2 separate regions of the Homo sapiens genome follow, and region 1 is linked to region 2. Evidence: read pairs that join two places in POLR2A ChIA-PET (ENCODE). Cell type or tissue: Panc1. All regions are shown on one strand. Links, peaks and the distances in the headings refer to the core of each region. The heading gives the core; the rest is flanking DNA. Region 1 has its middle 6.7 kb from the start of FRAT2. Region 2 overlaps ARHGAP19 (Rho GTPase activating protein 19).

Evidence for each region. Peaks named below come from ENCODE experiments on the same cell type or tissue, not always from the same donor. Only the 100,000 strongest peaks of a DNase experiment are listed, where the experiment ranks them.
Region 1: POLR2A ChIA-PET joins it to region 2 with 12 read pairs; 20 of 35 experiments call an interaction of 5 or more read pairs at or near these places.

The regions. Positions count from the first base shown.
Region 1 is chr10:97,323,812-97,332,268 of GRCh38, forward strand. No RefSeq gene overlaps it. Among named protein-coding and RNA genes, the nearest start is that of FRAT2, 6.7 kb to the right of the region's middle. RefSeq lists an enhancer at 4,966-5,155. In Panc1, for the core only: no CTCF peak of the experiment used is centred there; a DNase peak (open chromatin) is centred at 4,245; H3K27ac peaks cover 4,934 bases.
Region 2 is chr10:97,257,062-97,263,744 of GRCh38, forward strand. ARHGAP19 (Rho GTPase activating protein 19) reads right to left here. Exons shown (of 12, transcript NM_032900.6): 4 at 6,359-6,568; 5 at 2,341-2,567. It overlaps ARHGAP19-SLIT1 (ARHGAP19-SLIT1 readthrough (NMD candidate)), which reads right to left. Exons shown (of 15, transcript NR_037909.1): 4 at 6,359-6,568; 5 at 2,341-2,567. Among named protein-coding and RNA genes, the nearest start is that of ARHGAP19, 32 kb to the right of the region's middle. In Panc1, for the core only: no CTCF peak of the experiment used is centred there; no DNase peak of the experiment used is centred there; H3K27ac peaks cover 364 bases.

The DNA.
Region 1 (8,457 bases), core at 1,548-6,547, 67 kb after region 2:
AAAGGAAAATTGGGAAAAACTAAAGCCTCTCTACATAAAGCAAGTTAGCACTCTAAACACATTATAATCCAGTAACCGTTCATCTGTGTTTTTATTTTTTATCTTATTTACTTATTTATTTTTGAGACAGAGTCTTGCTCTGTCACCCAGGCTGGAGTGCAATGGCGTGATCTCGGCCCACTGCAAGCTCCACCTCCTGGGTTCAAGTGATTCTCCCGCCTCAGTCTCCTGAGTAGCTGGGACTACAGGCACCCGCCATCACGCCCAGCTAATTTTTGTATATTTGTAGAGGCGGAGTTTCCCCATGTTACCCAGGCTGGTCTGGAACTCCTAACCTCAGGTGATCCGCCTGCCTCGGCCTCCCAAAGTGCTGGGATTTTAGGCGTGAGCCACCGCATCCGGCCTGTTTTTTTTTTTTTTTTTTTTTTCAAATCCTGCCAAGTTTTTTCTTTTTTTTTAGACGAAGTCTCGCTCTGTCACCCAGGCTGGAGTGCAGTGGCATGATCTCGGCTTACTGCAACCTCCACCTCCTGGGGTCACACCATTCTCCTGCCTCAGCCTCTGGAATAGCTGGGACTACAGGTGCCCGCCACCATGCCCGGCTAATTTTTTGTATTTTTAGTAGAGATGGGGTTTCACCGCGTTAGCCAGGATGGTCTCGATCTCCTGACCTCCTGATCCGCCCGCCTCGGCCTCCCAAAGTGCTGGGATTACAGGCATGAGCCACCGCACCCAGCCAAATCCTGCCAAGTTTTACTATTCACCCCAAAATACTTTTTTTGGGATAAGTCAGGATTTACATAAAGTGTGGGGTTTTTTGTTTGTTTGTTTGTTTGTGACGGGGTCTCAGTCAGTCACCCAGGAGTGCAACGGTGAGATCTCAGCTCACTGCAACCTCCACCTCCTGGACTCAAGTGATTCTCCCATCTCTTGAGTAATTGGACTACAGGTGCGTGCCACCATGCCTGGATAATTTTAAAATTTTTTATAAAGACAAGGTTTTGCCATGTTGCCCAGGCTGTTCTCAAACTCTTGGGCTCAAGCAATCCACCTGCCTCAGCCTCCCAAAGTGCTGGGATTACAAGTGTGAGCCACCTCGCCCAGCCAGGATTTACATAAAGTATTTTAAAAGTCATATTGGGGCAGACGTGGTGGCTCATGCCTGTAATCCTAGGACTCTGGGAGGTCGAGGCAGGTGGATCACCTGAGGTCAAGAGTTCAAGACCAGCGTGGCCAAAATGGGGAACCCTCGTCTCTACTAAAAATACAAAAGTTAGCTGGACGTGGTGGTGGGCATCTGTAATCCCAGCTACTAGGAGGCTGAGCCAGGAAAATCGCTTGAACCCAGGAGGTGGAGCGTGCAGTGAGCTGAGATCTCACCGTTGCACTCCAGCCTGGGCAAAAAAGAGCAAAACCTCTGTCTCAAAAAAAAAAAAAAAAAAAAAGTCATATTAGACCATTTTATAGGTGGAAAAATAGTCCAAGGAAGTGAGCAGGGAAGAATGACCTACCAAAGTTGTTTATGAAGCCAGAGGCCTAGCAGAGTCTAGAACCTAGGTCTCCCAGCTCCCAACTCAGGGCTCTTTCCAGTGGCTCCATATCATCAAACATGGTCCAATATTGTTCACTGCACAACTCTGCACATAGGCTACCATGGGAATGACATCCCTACAATTGCCCAAATTGGTGACCCTGCCATTGGAACCCTGGAAAATTCTGCTCCAAGTTCCTAGGCTGAGTTAGGGAATGCCATTTCCTTACAAAATGTTCAGCATCCTATGAAGACAGCTGGCCACAGAAAATGGCCTGGGTGAGATATGAGAACAAAGCTACAAATGGAATGAAACAAAGTGACACATACATTGGCAAATAAGTGATTTAGAGAAAAGAATGCCACACCTCACAGAGAACTCCAGAGTCTGCCACCCCAAGATTTCATTCTAAATTAGGCATACATCCGACAATATTTGGATTCAATTTTTACCCGTTTTTGCTCTTTTTCCAGCTCAGATGCAGAAAGCTGGAGCGAAGATCAGACACCACTTTCCTATCTAGCAAAGTCTATGTTGAAACCTGTGATCCCTTCCTTCCAATCAGGAAAGAGTTACCTTGGCAACGAAATTACTAACTCACTCAATTAGCCCCCACTTCTACCAATGCTCAGTAATCACAGACCATCAGCCCCCGGAGAGCTCAGCTTTCAGCAGTCTGATGCTACCGCCTCATTTAGAGATGGAAGCTCAGAGAGGTTTCCACTCCGAGGTGCGCTCCATTTGAACACTGTGAAAGCTGGTGCAGGCAAAGGGGCAAAACTCTTCCGAGTAGTGTTTCCTCCTGGTTTTCCATCATAACTGAAGGGAGAGCAATTGACCTGCCCCTACCAGTGTTACCCAAAAGACATAATAGGTAAGAGTGGGGGGTCTGCAGGCAGCCCTCCACTGTCGGCTGTGTGATATGGGACAGGTTCAGTAAGCTCAATGAACTCATTTGCAAAATGTGGGTAAGGGTAGAGCACCTTGAAGACTTGTGTGAAAATTAAATTAGAACCAAAGAGCAAATGGTATGGGAACCAAAGAGCAAATAATAAACAAAACAGAACACTGTTCCTGAGAGACGTTGCATTAAGGCCACTTCTTTGAGTCTTCTGCAGAAAACCCTGCCTCTTACTGACTTCTTCAATATTTCTTAACAGGCACAAACCTGTTTCTTCTGAAGGTCAGACCAGTTTCCTGATCATGCACCCCAGTTGCATAGGTGGGTGTTAAGGGAAGTGTAGAAGAAGGGAATAAGGGCGGAGGCGGCCGGGTGCGGTGGCTCACACCTGTAATCTCAACAATTTGGTAAACCCAGGCAGGCGGATCATGTGAGGTCATGAGTTCGAAACCAGCCTGGCCAAAATGGTGAAACCTCGTCTCTACTAAAAATACAAAAATTAGCTGGGCGTGGTGGTGCATGCTACTTGGGAGGCTGAGGCAGGAGAATCGCTTGAACTCAGGAGGCGGAGGTTACAGTGAGCTGAGATCACGCCACTGCACTCCAGCATGGGCATCTAAAAAGAGAGAGAAAAAAAGGGTGGAGCCAAGCTAAGCCTGCAAAGCAGCTCAGGGTTGGAACTGGTGGAATAGAGGGAGCAGGAATATCACAAAGGATAGGGTTGGCAGTTGGCAGTGAACACAGCCTGGGGCCACAGCTCTTAACTCCCCCATTTCCTATCAGAAAACCTATCCTTTTCCAAAATTCAAATACTCAAGTTCTACTTGCTGTCCTGTCCAGTCCTGGCTATAATCTGCACTGAGAAAACCATACAATAGGCCGGGTGCGGTGGCTCACACCTGTAATCCCAACACTTTGGGAGGCTGAGACGGGTGGATCACCTGAGGTCAAGAGTTCGAGACTAGCCTGGCCAACATGGTGAAACCCTGTCTCTACTGAAAATACAAAAATTAGCCAGGCACGGTGGCATGCGCCTGTAGTCCCAGCTACTCGGAGGGCTGAGGTAGGAGAATCGCTTGAACCCATGAGGCAGAGGCTGCAGTGAGCTGAGATGGTGCCATTGCACTCCAGCCTGGGTGGCAGAGTGAGACTCCATCTCCAAAAAAAAAAAAAAAAAAAAAAAAGAGAAAACCATGCATGCAATTTCTTCACAGGAAGTGGCCTTTGAGTTCATTTCATTCTCACTCTCACATTTCATTTACTGTCATTATAGAGTTATCTCAGGGACTCATATGTGAATGAATGTGTTCTCTTCCCCAATAGATTATGTATTTTGTGATGGCAGAGGAGTGACAAGATGATGAGGATGTTTTAGGCAGATTGTCAGGCTGCATGGCATGGGGAGTGGTCTGGAGCTGAGGAAAACACTGATGGTCAGCCAGATCAGCCGAATGGTGTTAAAGCTCCCAGGCACCCAGGCGATTAAGGGAGAGGAAAACACAAGAGACACTTCCAAAAGAAAACCGGTAGGCCTCAGTTAACTGTACTGTGTAGCTGTAAAATCATGGCTCTGGAGCCAGACTGCCTGGCTCCTTCCTTGAAAGCTCCTTCCTGTGACCTTGGGCAGGTAACTTCACCTCTCTAACCTTACGTTCAGTTGCAAAGTCCCATGATAAAAAAAAAAAAGTCCCCCCCTCAGAGGGTTGTTGTGAGGATTAATTGAGCTAATGCTAGTAAAAATGCTTAGGCCACTGCCTGCCTGCAACATAGCTGCATTTAGCAACAGCACCAGGGTACTGGTATTTAGTAAATATTTGCAGAGCAAACAATGGGCAATTTCAACAGACTGGCAGAGGCTAAGGGAGTGGGGTGCTTAGGACGTAGATGATGTGTTGTGGTGCCTGCAAGTCTGAAGATGGGAAAAGAGTGACTACAGCTAAAAAGGGAAAATGGCCAAGGGAAGGATTCACTCAGCCAGGGGAGAACTGTGCTCATCTGGGTGTGGAGAGAGGATACAAAAGGGTGAAATTGCCAGGCACGGTGGCTCACGCCTGTAATCCCAGTACTTTGAGAGGCTAAGGCGGGTGGATCACTTGAGGTCAAGAGTTTGAGACCAACCTGGCCAACATGGTGAAACCGTCTCTACTAAAAATACAAAAATTAGCTGGGCGTGGTGGCACACGCCTGTAGTCCCAGTTACTCAGGAGGCTAAGGCATGAGAATCACTTGAACCCGGGAGGCTGAGGTTGCACGCCACTACACTCCAGCCTGGGTGACAGAGCGATATGCCGTCTCAAGAAAAAAAAAAAGGGGTGAAATCAAAGGGAAGATGCTATAAAGGTCTAAGTTCCTGGAGGAGTGGGACAGTATGGGGTCCTCAGACAGGGCAGGTTTGAAGGGCAGGGCTTAGGGGGACTCTGGTTGTGGATGCCCCACATGACAGCTCCCTGTGTCACTAACTGTCCTGCCACAGTGTGGCTGCAACCTGACAGATTGGTTGCTGAAACCATCCTTCATGCCTGGGATGGCTGGACATGTTTCTGTTGTTTTTGTGTGAATGAATTATCTGTAGCTGATGCTATAATGGAATGAAAATGAAAACTGATACCAAGGAGTTTAAGTGCTCCCTCTTATCAACTGTTAACTGACTCATAGCAAGTAAAATCACAACCCCCAACTGTTAGGCTGCCCAGGCAGTTTGTTTGACTTATTGATTTGGGTGGGTTAAAAAAAGCAAGAGCTGGTTATCATCCTGTTACCTTTGCCCTGCCTTTTGCCTGTTTCTGTAACTGCCTAAATTAGATTCCACAGCCTAAGATCGGTGAAAAATGGTTTCCTATAGGTTTTCCTGAAAATCTTTCCTAGACACTGAAGTCACAAACCCCTTTCTGCTGATGCAGCATAAATAGTACTTTTCTTCAGCTGGGCTAAGGAGGGGAGGAATCCAGTGCAGATGTTCAAAACACGCTACTTAAGGGTGCTGACAAAGGCAACTTGAGAATTAACTTCAGGATTCAAAGACAGTGAAAGTCATTGAATAAGATCTGATTCCATATGCCCCGGACCTCTGTGGCCTGACTACAGAGGATATACATAGGGATAATAGATACAGCTGTGTTTGTGTTATGTGCACATGTGGACCCACTACTGTTCACCCTACAGTCTCCCTTGGCTTCTCCTGGGTCTACTTTTATTTTCTGTCTGTTCCTTTTGTGTAGTCTTCTTCCTCCCAGAGATTTGATGAGTTGGGTATTTGTAAAGTGCTTAGAAGGCCGGGCACACACAGGCTGGGTGTGGTGGCTCACGCCTATAATCCCAGCACTTTGGAAGGCCGAGGCGGGTGGATCACTTGAGGTCAAAAGTTCGAGACCAGCCTGGACAACATGGCAAAACCCGTCTATACCAAAAAAATACAAAAAAAAAAATTAGCCAGATGTGGTGGTGCCCGCCTGTAGCTACAGCTCCTTGGGAGGCTGAGGCAGAAGAATCACTTGAACCTGGGAGGCAGAAGTTGTAGTGAGTCGAGATCACGCCACTGCACTCCAGCCTGGGCAACAGTGTGAGACTGTCTCAAAAAAAAAAAGAAAAAAGAAAGAAAAAGTGCTTAGAACACAGCCTGGCACATGGCACGCACTATTGCACATTAGCTAGTGTTATTACTGCCCATCTTCCAGGCCCCATTCTGCGCCCCACCCCATCCCACCCCCTTAGCCTTAACTGCCAAATCTTTATCTTAAGCCCTGAACCCTCTCCAACTCCTAGTCATTTACAAGGCACCAGGCTTCTGTCCTCGTAACTTCCCATGTGAAACTCCTAATTCTCCAAACACCACACACACACACATACCATTTCTCATTATTTCCCTATTGCTCTGGTCCTTCTAGGCTAGAGACTTGCAGAATGTTATCAGGGAAACATGGGCAATGGCCCCTTCAGAAGACGAAGCTGTCTCAACTCTGTGACCATCCACTACAAGGGGCTAGGGATATCCTAGCCAAAATCATTCCTGAGCTAAGAGTACTAGGAATGGGCTATCCCAAGCTGCAACACCTTGGAAATGCCCATTGCCTCGTAGACAGAGACACTTCCCCAGGCCCAGGCCCTCCACAGGCTTTGCAAATGGCTGGATCAGTAGCAAGAGTTGGGGTGAGAAGAGCGTACTGTGTGTAGGCTCAGACAGGTGACAAGGGTGTGTGAGAAGAGCATTGTGTGTAGGCTCAGACAGGGGGCAAGAGGACCAACTTAAGTGCCCTGAGTTCTGATTCTGCTCTACCACCAATAATTCCTTTCACCATTGTAAAAAGCAAAGTAGGGCCAGGCACGGTGGCTCACACCTGTAATCCCAGCACTTTGGGAGGCCAAGACAGGTGGATCACTTGAGGTTAGCAATTTGAGACCAGCCAGGGCAACACGGTGAAACCTCATCTCTGCTAAAAATACAAAAGTTAGCTGGGAGTGGTGGCGGGCACCTGTAATCCCAGCTACTTGGGAGGCTGAGGCAGGAGAATTGCTTGAACCCAGGAGGTGGAGGCTGCAGTGAGCCAAGATCATGCCACTGCACTCCAGCCTGGGGACAGAGCAAGACCACGTCTTAAAAAAAAAAAAATGCCAGGTGCCGTGGCTCATGCCTGTAATTCCAGCACTTTGGGAGGTCAAGGTAGGCGGATCACAAGGTCAGATCGAGACCATCCTGGCCAACATGGTAAAACCCCGTCTCTACTAAATATACAAAAATTAGCTGGGTGTGGTGGCATGCTCCTGTAGTCCCAGTTACTCGGGAGGCTGAGGCAGGAGAATCACTTGAACCCAGGAGAGGGAGGCTGCAGTGAGCTGAGATCACACCACTGCACTCTAGCCAGGCGACAGAGCGAGATTCCATCTCAAAAAAAAAAAAATCTTGTAAAAGGTGCCAACCAGGGTGCCTGCCCTAACAGGGATCAGCTCCATCTCTACCTAGGAAGTAGAGAAACACTCAGATCTTGTAGGTCTTTTCCCATTGTCTGTAGTCCTTATCTATAAGATGGAAAAATAGTGCCTACCTCGTGGCACATAAAGCCATGTGGTAGTACCAAGAATGAGCAGCTATCACTTTTTGAGCAATGAAGTCTCCCCTTCAAGTCCTCATTTAACCCTTCCAACTCCCCTATTAAGTACTATTGTTTTACAAATCACAAGGGAAAAACTCAGAGTCTTGACTTGCCCACCATGACACAGCTGGTGAGCAGAAAGGGCTGAGGCAACTGAGCATCAGCCTTCCTCTGCAGCCCCAGCCTCGGGAGTGTGCTGAGCAGGAGAGGTTCCCCGGGGGCTGGGTTAGTAGAGCTGGGCAAGGAAGGGGCAAGGCAGGGGCCAGGTGTGGTGGCTCACGCCTTTAATCCCAGCACCTTGGGAGGCCGAGGAGGGCAGATCACTTGAGCTCGAGTTCAAGACCAGCCTGGGCAACACAGTGAGAACCCATCTCTACTAAAAATATAAAAAATTAGCCTGGCATGGTGGTATGAGCCTGTAGTCCCAGCTACTCAGGAGGTTGAGGTGAGAGGACTGTTTGAGCCCAGGAGGTTGAGGCTGCAGTGAGCCAAGATCGTGCCACTGCACTCCAACCTGGGTTACAGAGTAAGACACCATCTCAAAATAATAAAATTAAATTAAAAAGAGAAAAGGGCAAGGCAGGAACTAGGAAGGGATTCAGCAAGGGCTCTATGCCTGGGAAGACAGGGCAGAGAGAGAATGAGGAGAGGAGGAGGGCTACTTCGGTCAAATCTAACCCCTGAGTGCTCAAACCAAGCCATTTTACAACTACCAAATACACTGCTGTAAAACCCTGTTTTTCTCTCCCAAGGCCATAGCTCAAGACTAGGTCAGTCTCAAAGGGGAAAGCAGGCTGGCTTCGCCTGTGCCCTCCCCATTTTGCACAAAAACGTCCAGATGAAAACCCACCTCCCTCCACCACAGCACCTCTTTGCTCTCCAGCCCAGAAAGCATTTCTAGAATACATTGTCTTTCCACAAAGGGAGTGGAAGCCCA
Region 2 (6,683 bases), core at 1,684-6,683:
AGTGAGCCGAGACCGCACCACTGCACTCCAGCCTGGGCGACAAAGCAAGACTCTGTCTCAAAAAAACAAACAAACAAACAAACAAAAAACACAGCAAAATTGTCATTGATTCCCTTCCCTTGTTTCTCCTGTCTTTTTTAAGTAATTCAGTAACTCTACTATCCCAAAGCCCTCATTTTCAACATGTATCTTTGTTACTTTATCTGTTTGCTTTTAAATACTTTTTTTTTTTTTTTTTTTTTTAGAGATAGGGTCTCGCTTTGTTACCCAGATTGGAGTACAGTGGTGCAATCATAACTCACTGCAGCTGCAAACTCCTTGGCTCAAGCGATCCTCCCACCTCAGCCTCCCAAGTAGCTAGGAGTATAGGCATGTGCCACCACGTCCAGCTTATTTTTCTTTTCCTTTTGTAGAGACAAGGTCTCAAGGTCTCAAGGTCTCACTGTGTTGCCCAGGCTGGTCTCAACCTCCTGTCCTCAAGCAGTCCTCCTACCTCAGCCTCCCAAAGTGCTGTGATTACAGGCGTAAGTCACTACTTCTTTTTATAACCACAGTTTGCTCACTGCTTTTCTATAGTCTTGGTTAGCTGGTTCTAAAATTCCTTCATTATAAGGCTTGATCTCCTTAATATGGACAAATGTTGATGTGTCTTCTGCTCCCCCTACTCACCCCCAGAGGCTCTTCCTGACCCAGAACTTTATTATTTTTTCACTAGTTATTTTTTAAGTAAAATGTTTCACACAATCTCTCTCCTTTACCTTCCTTTTCTCATTACTTATAATCTCAAAAATTTTTTATAAATTACTATAACCTATTTCTATTATCTTCCCAACAGCCTTGTGGGGTATGTAGTAAAGCTATTACAGTAAGTCCTCACTTAAGGCATCAATAGGTTCTTGGAAACTATGACGTTAAGTGAACCGACATACAGCAGGTCCTCGAATAACATCATTTTCTTCAACATCTTTTCATTATAACATTGATGAGAAAAATAATTTGTTTTGTTATAGATTATTTTGATTAAAGTTTCAGTTTCCAAGAACCTATCAACGATGTTAATAGGTTGAGGACTTACTGTATTATGCCCAGTTTACAGAGGAAAAGCCTATGCATAGAAAAGGCAAAAGACTAAACAAACAAAAAATGGCTTGTAGACAGCTGTTTAAAACATGAAAGGTAAAAGGCCAGGCGCGGTGGCTCACACCTGTAATCCCAGCACTTCGAGAGGCAGCAGCGGGTGGATCACCTGAGGTCAGCAGTTCGAGACCCGCCTGACCAACATGGCAAAACCCCATCTCTACTAAAAATACAAAAATACAAATATTAGCCAGGAATAGTGGCTCACGCCTGTAGTCCCAGCTGCTCAGGAGGCTGAAGCAGGAGAATTGCTTGAACCTGGGAGGCAGAGATTGCACTGAGCTGAGATTGCACCACTGCTCTCCAGCCTAGGCAACAGAGGAAGACTCTGTCTCAAAAAAAAAAGGTAAAAGACATAGGTAACATCGCTGGTGTGTGGCTTCCAACCCACCTATCCTGGCTCACAACTCCATCACATAGTAAAACCATATTATAAGTGGGCAGGAATATGAGCTATGTACCTCCAGGTCAACAAGTTGTTTAAAAGACTTTAGATGAGGCTACAGTGAGTAGTGATTGTGTTACTCTCCTCCAGCGTGGGCAACAAAACGAGACCCTGTCTCAAAAAAACAGAAAAAAAGACTTCAGAGAATTTATTTCTCTGTGTTTTTATCCCTCAGGCATTTAAAAAAAAAAAGAGAGTGAGTTTATTTCTCTTGTAAGTCACTGAGAAGACCATGGTCTCCATAAGAAGAAGCAAGTTCAGCTTTATCCAAGGAGACTACATATCTACAGGAAATACAAAAGTCAGGACAAGGCAGGATTGCTCCAAGTGTCATCTCATCTATAAATCCATAAGCTTGGTGACATTATCCCATAAGATCACACAGCTCTATTCTAATTTTATAACATTTGATCTTCAGAAACTAATTTGATTTCCCAAGAAGCCTTTCCTGTTAAGGATTCCACAATGAACAGCCAAAATGAGTATTCTAGTTTATTCAGTAGTTATAATTTCCCACTAAGAGTTTCTACTAATACAATGCCATGTAGGTTTACCAGAGATTGATTTATAAGTGAGGTTAGCAGGAATTGGCCCTCTCAGGTCTGATGACTCTTCAATGAACTAATAAAGTAAGTTCCCAACCTCATAAAGCTGAAGGCTAGACCTTGGACCCTTGATAATCTCACCAATGTACAGCCATAGAATGAGGCCCAGCCCAAGAAAACCAAGCAATCTTTACTCTTCCCGTCAACACTCACATTTTTTGGCCACAGGACATGGGGTGCAAACATAAGGGCAAGGTTATAGGCTGACATCTTGTTCTTGTCTTGTTTCTTTGCTGTCTGGTATAGGAGATCAAGCAATAACTTCAGCAAATTACGATTAGGAGGAGGGAGAATGAGGAAGAGCAACTGGAGAGCCTCAATTTGCCGGTCCTTGTCTGGTATATTGGTCTTGTTTCCTTTATCATCAAACTGCATCAAATCTTGAGGACAAAAGAGAATTTGCAAAGTGGGGAGAAAATATCAGCAAGAAAAATCAGTGCTATCACCATTATCCTCCCCTCAACTCCCATCAAAGAAAGAGGGAAAAAAGATTCAGGCAGAAACACAATTCAAAGACTACAGCAAAACATAATAACAAAATAATGTCAATGCAATTCAACAATAAAAAGATTAAAAAACCTGTTTTGTTTTGTTTTGTTTTTTTTGAGACAAAGTCTTGCTCTGTCACCCAGGCTGGAGTGCAGTTACACAATCTCAGCTCATTGCAACCTCCGCCTCCCGGGTTCAAGCGATTCTCCTGCCTCAGCCTCCCGAGTAGCTGGGACTATAGGCACCCGCCACCACGCCCGGCTAATTTTTTGTATTTTTAGTAGAGGCGGGGTTTCACCGTGTTAGTCAGGATGGTCTCGATCTCCTGACCTTGTGATCCGCCTGCCTCAGCCTCCCAAAGTGCTGGGATTACAGGCGTGAGCCACAACACCCGGCCAAAATTTTTTTTAATGTGTACAGGATTTGAATAGACATTCCTTCAGAAGGTATACAAGTGGCCAAGAAGGCTTTGTATGCTCAGTATCATTAGCCATCAAGAAACTATAAATCAGGCCGGGCACAGTGGCTCACACCTGTAATCCCAGCACTTTGAGAGGCCGAGGCGGGCGGATCACAAGGTCAGGAGATCGAGACCATCCCAGCTAACACAGTGAAACCTGTCTCTACTAAAAATACAAAAAAATTTGCCCAGCATGGTGGTGGGCGCCTGTAGTCCCAGCTACTCAGGAGGCAGAGGCAGGAGTATGGCGTGAACCTGGGAGGCGGAGCTTGCAGTGAGCCGAGATCATGCCCCTGCACTCCAGCCTGGGCGACAGAGCAAGACTCCATCTCAAAAAAAAGAAAAAACAAAACAAAACAAAAAACTATAAATCAAAACCACAATGACATACCACTTCATATCCACTACAATGGCTATAACTACAAACAGATTGACAATAAAAAATGTTGGCAAAGATGCAGAGAAAATTAAACCCTCCTATATTGCTGGTGGGCATATAAAATGATATAACCACTTAGAAAACATTTTGGCAGTTCCTCAAAAAATGAGAGTTATCATTTGACCAAGAAATTCCATTCCTCGGTATATACCCAAGAGAAATAAACACATATCCAAGTCAGGCACAGTGGCACATGCCTGTAACCCCAGCACTTTGGGAGGGCAAGGTGGGCAGATCACTTGAGCCCAGGAGTTCGAGACCAGCCTGGGCAACATGGTGAAACCCCATCTCTATATTTAAAAAAAAAAAAAAAAAAAAAAGATCCACACATGCCTTTGATAATGCTACTCACTCCACTTTTCCCCACTCAGATATTTTACAGCTAAAAGAAAAATGAGAATGAAAAATGAGAATGAATGTCCTTATTCACAAGCTGCTCCTTATAACAGGCAGCTCCCAATAGGGTCAGAATTATTGGTTCTTCCCTAACAGACTAAAAAGGTTATCAATGAAAACAGTCCCCTGGATAATGAGAATTTCAAAGGACACTAATAACCATTTGAGTACAACTCACATAGATGTAAAAATGATTACAGTGTGTTATTTAAGCTGTTTAACCTCAATAATTCCAGGTTTAGGAAGGGCAGGTAACATTTCTAGAAAATGTTCTCTGTTAATATGAAACTGAAAACAAAAATTATTTCCAGTTATCAGCAAGGCATATGAAAGGCTACAACTGTGCCACGCCTCAGTATGTTCTCAAAGAACAGTCAATCACAGGGTAGTGGAAGGGAGGATTTCAAATATTGCACTAAACGAATGAACTGAACTGGAAAGCAAACAAAACAAGCATCCTTCATGTTAACACTTGTAAAAAGAATATTTTCCAAATCTTTTTCAAAGGTCTAACATCTTTATTTCTCCCCAAAATAACTGTAAAATTGTATAACATTCTAGTAGTATTTACTCATTGCATCATTTGGATTGCTACTAAAAGAGCTAAAAAAAAAAACTAATCGTATTAGATTTTTAAAATTCAACACTTGTTTCTTTAAGTAGTAAAAATTATTCAAAAGGAAAAAATCTTCTATTTCTTTTCCATATAATTAGAAGAAACAGGAAAAATACTCAGGGGCAGGAAACTAAGCAACTGCAGTAATGGATATTGATGCTGTGAACACTTAGAGCCCATAGCAGCATAACAGACGTGCAATTTAAGAATGAATTCCCTACCACATGGGTATAAAGCAGTATGAAGAAACTATTTATGAGCTGAAAATGGAACACTCTCCAAGATACAGTAAGTGAAAAAAGCAAACCACAGAACCATGTGTGTAACCTATTACATAAAAATCAGAGAAAAGGAATATATGTATTTGTTTGGAAGTACACAAAATATCTCTGGAAGGATACTTTAGAAATCAGTAACACTGGTCTGGGGGCTGCGGCTCATGCCTGCAATCCTAGCACTTTGGGAGACTGAGGAGGGAGGATCACTTGAAGCCAGGAGTTTGAGACCAGCCTGGGGAACAGGCTTTCTTTTAAAAAAAAAAAAAAAAAATTTTTTTTTTTTTAAATCAGTAACACTAACCAGTGTTACTGGTGTTGGGGACTGGGTGAACTGGGTGTTGGGGAACAAGTGTAGGAGAGAAGGTTTTTACTGTATATTATTTGAATCATCTGAATTTTGAACTATGTGTTTCTATTCAGAAAACAAATAATAATTTTTAAAAAAAATAAATTTCCTTGGCTGGGCACAGTGGCTCACATCTGTAATCCCAGCACTTTGGGAGGCCAAGGTAGGCCGATCACAAGATCAGAAGTTCGAGACCAGCCTGGCCAACATGGTGAAATCCCGTCTCTACTAAAAATACAAAAATTAGCTAGGCGTGGTAGCGCGTGCCTGTAGTCCCAGCTACTCGGGAGGCTGAGGCAGGAGAATCACTTGAACCCGGGAGGCGGAGGTTGCAGTGAGCCGAGATTGCACCATTGCGCTCCAGCCTAGTGACAGAGCGAGACTCAGTCTCAAAACAAACAAACAAACAAATAAAATTTCCAAGAGTAGAGATGCCCTCAACCGAGGCATAGAAATACTGAGCAAAAACCCCAAACCAAGGCAAAAATACCGAACCTATAAACATCTGAAATATATGAATCAATCCAATGAAAAGCATACATTTATTAAGCAACTAAAACACGTTGGGCACAGTGGCTCATGCCTATAATCCCAGCACTTCAGGAGGCCAAGGTGGGCAGATGGCTTTGGCCCAGGAGTTTGAGTCTGGGCAACACGGCGAAACCCCATGTCTACAAAAATTACAAAAAAATTTGCCAGGCGTGGTGCCGCACACCTATAGTCCCAGCTACTTGGGAGGCTGAGGTGGGAGGCTCACCTGAGCCCGGGAGAGCAAGGCTGCAGTGAGCCAAGGTTGCACCACTGCACTCCAGCCTAAGTGACAGAGTGAGATCATGTCTCCAACTAAAATGTTCTACACACTACTCGAGGATCTATCAGAGATTCAAAAATAAATAAAACTCAGACGACATCTTACTACCAGCTCCTTATCTCAATACAAAGCTTATTTATCAAGAAAGCCATTCAATTAAAATTAAACTTAACTAGCCAATACCTATGAGTACCCAGAGAAGTCCAGCAACATCACGAAATCTTAACCAATATTAATAGAAGTATTTCTGTGGGTCACAAGCAACAGAAATTTCCTAGGAACTTTACTAAATTGAAAGAAATGTATTTACATCTCCTTCTTACTTCCTATACTCACCAGCGATTTTGAGGTGTGCATTGAAGTGTTTATGTGTCAGCAGAGGCTCCGGCAACTCTCCTAGAAACATCTTCAGCAAAGTGGCAACATCATTTGAGTGAAATTCCCCTGATTCCAAGTCAATGTCAGTTCCATTATTGAGAGCATCCCTTAAAATCTGCTGTCGGACACTATTACCCGGTACTCTAAACAAACCCTCTACTCGCAAGTCTGTTTAGCATAAAACAAAGCAGAGGACAGGCAAAAAGGAAGCAGAAAGATTATTATTAAAATAAATGGTCTAAAGACTACTTTACACTTAAAAGACCCTTCACAAAGCCTTTCA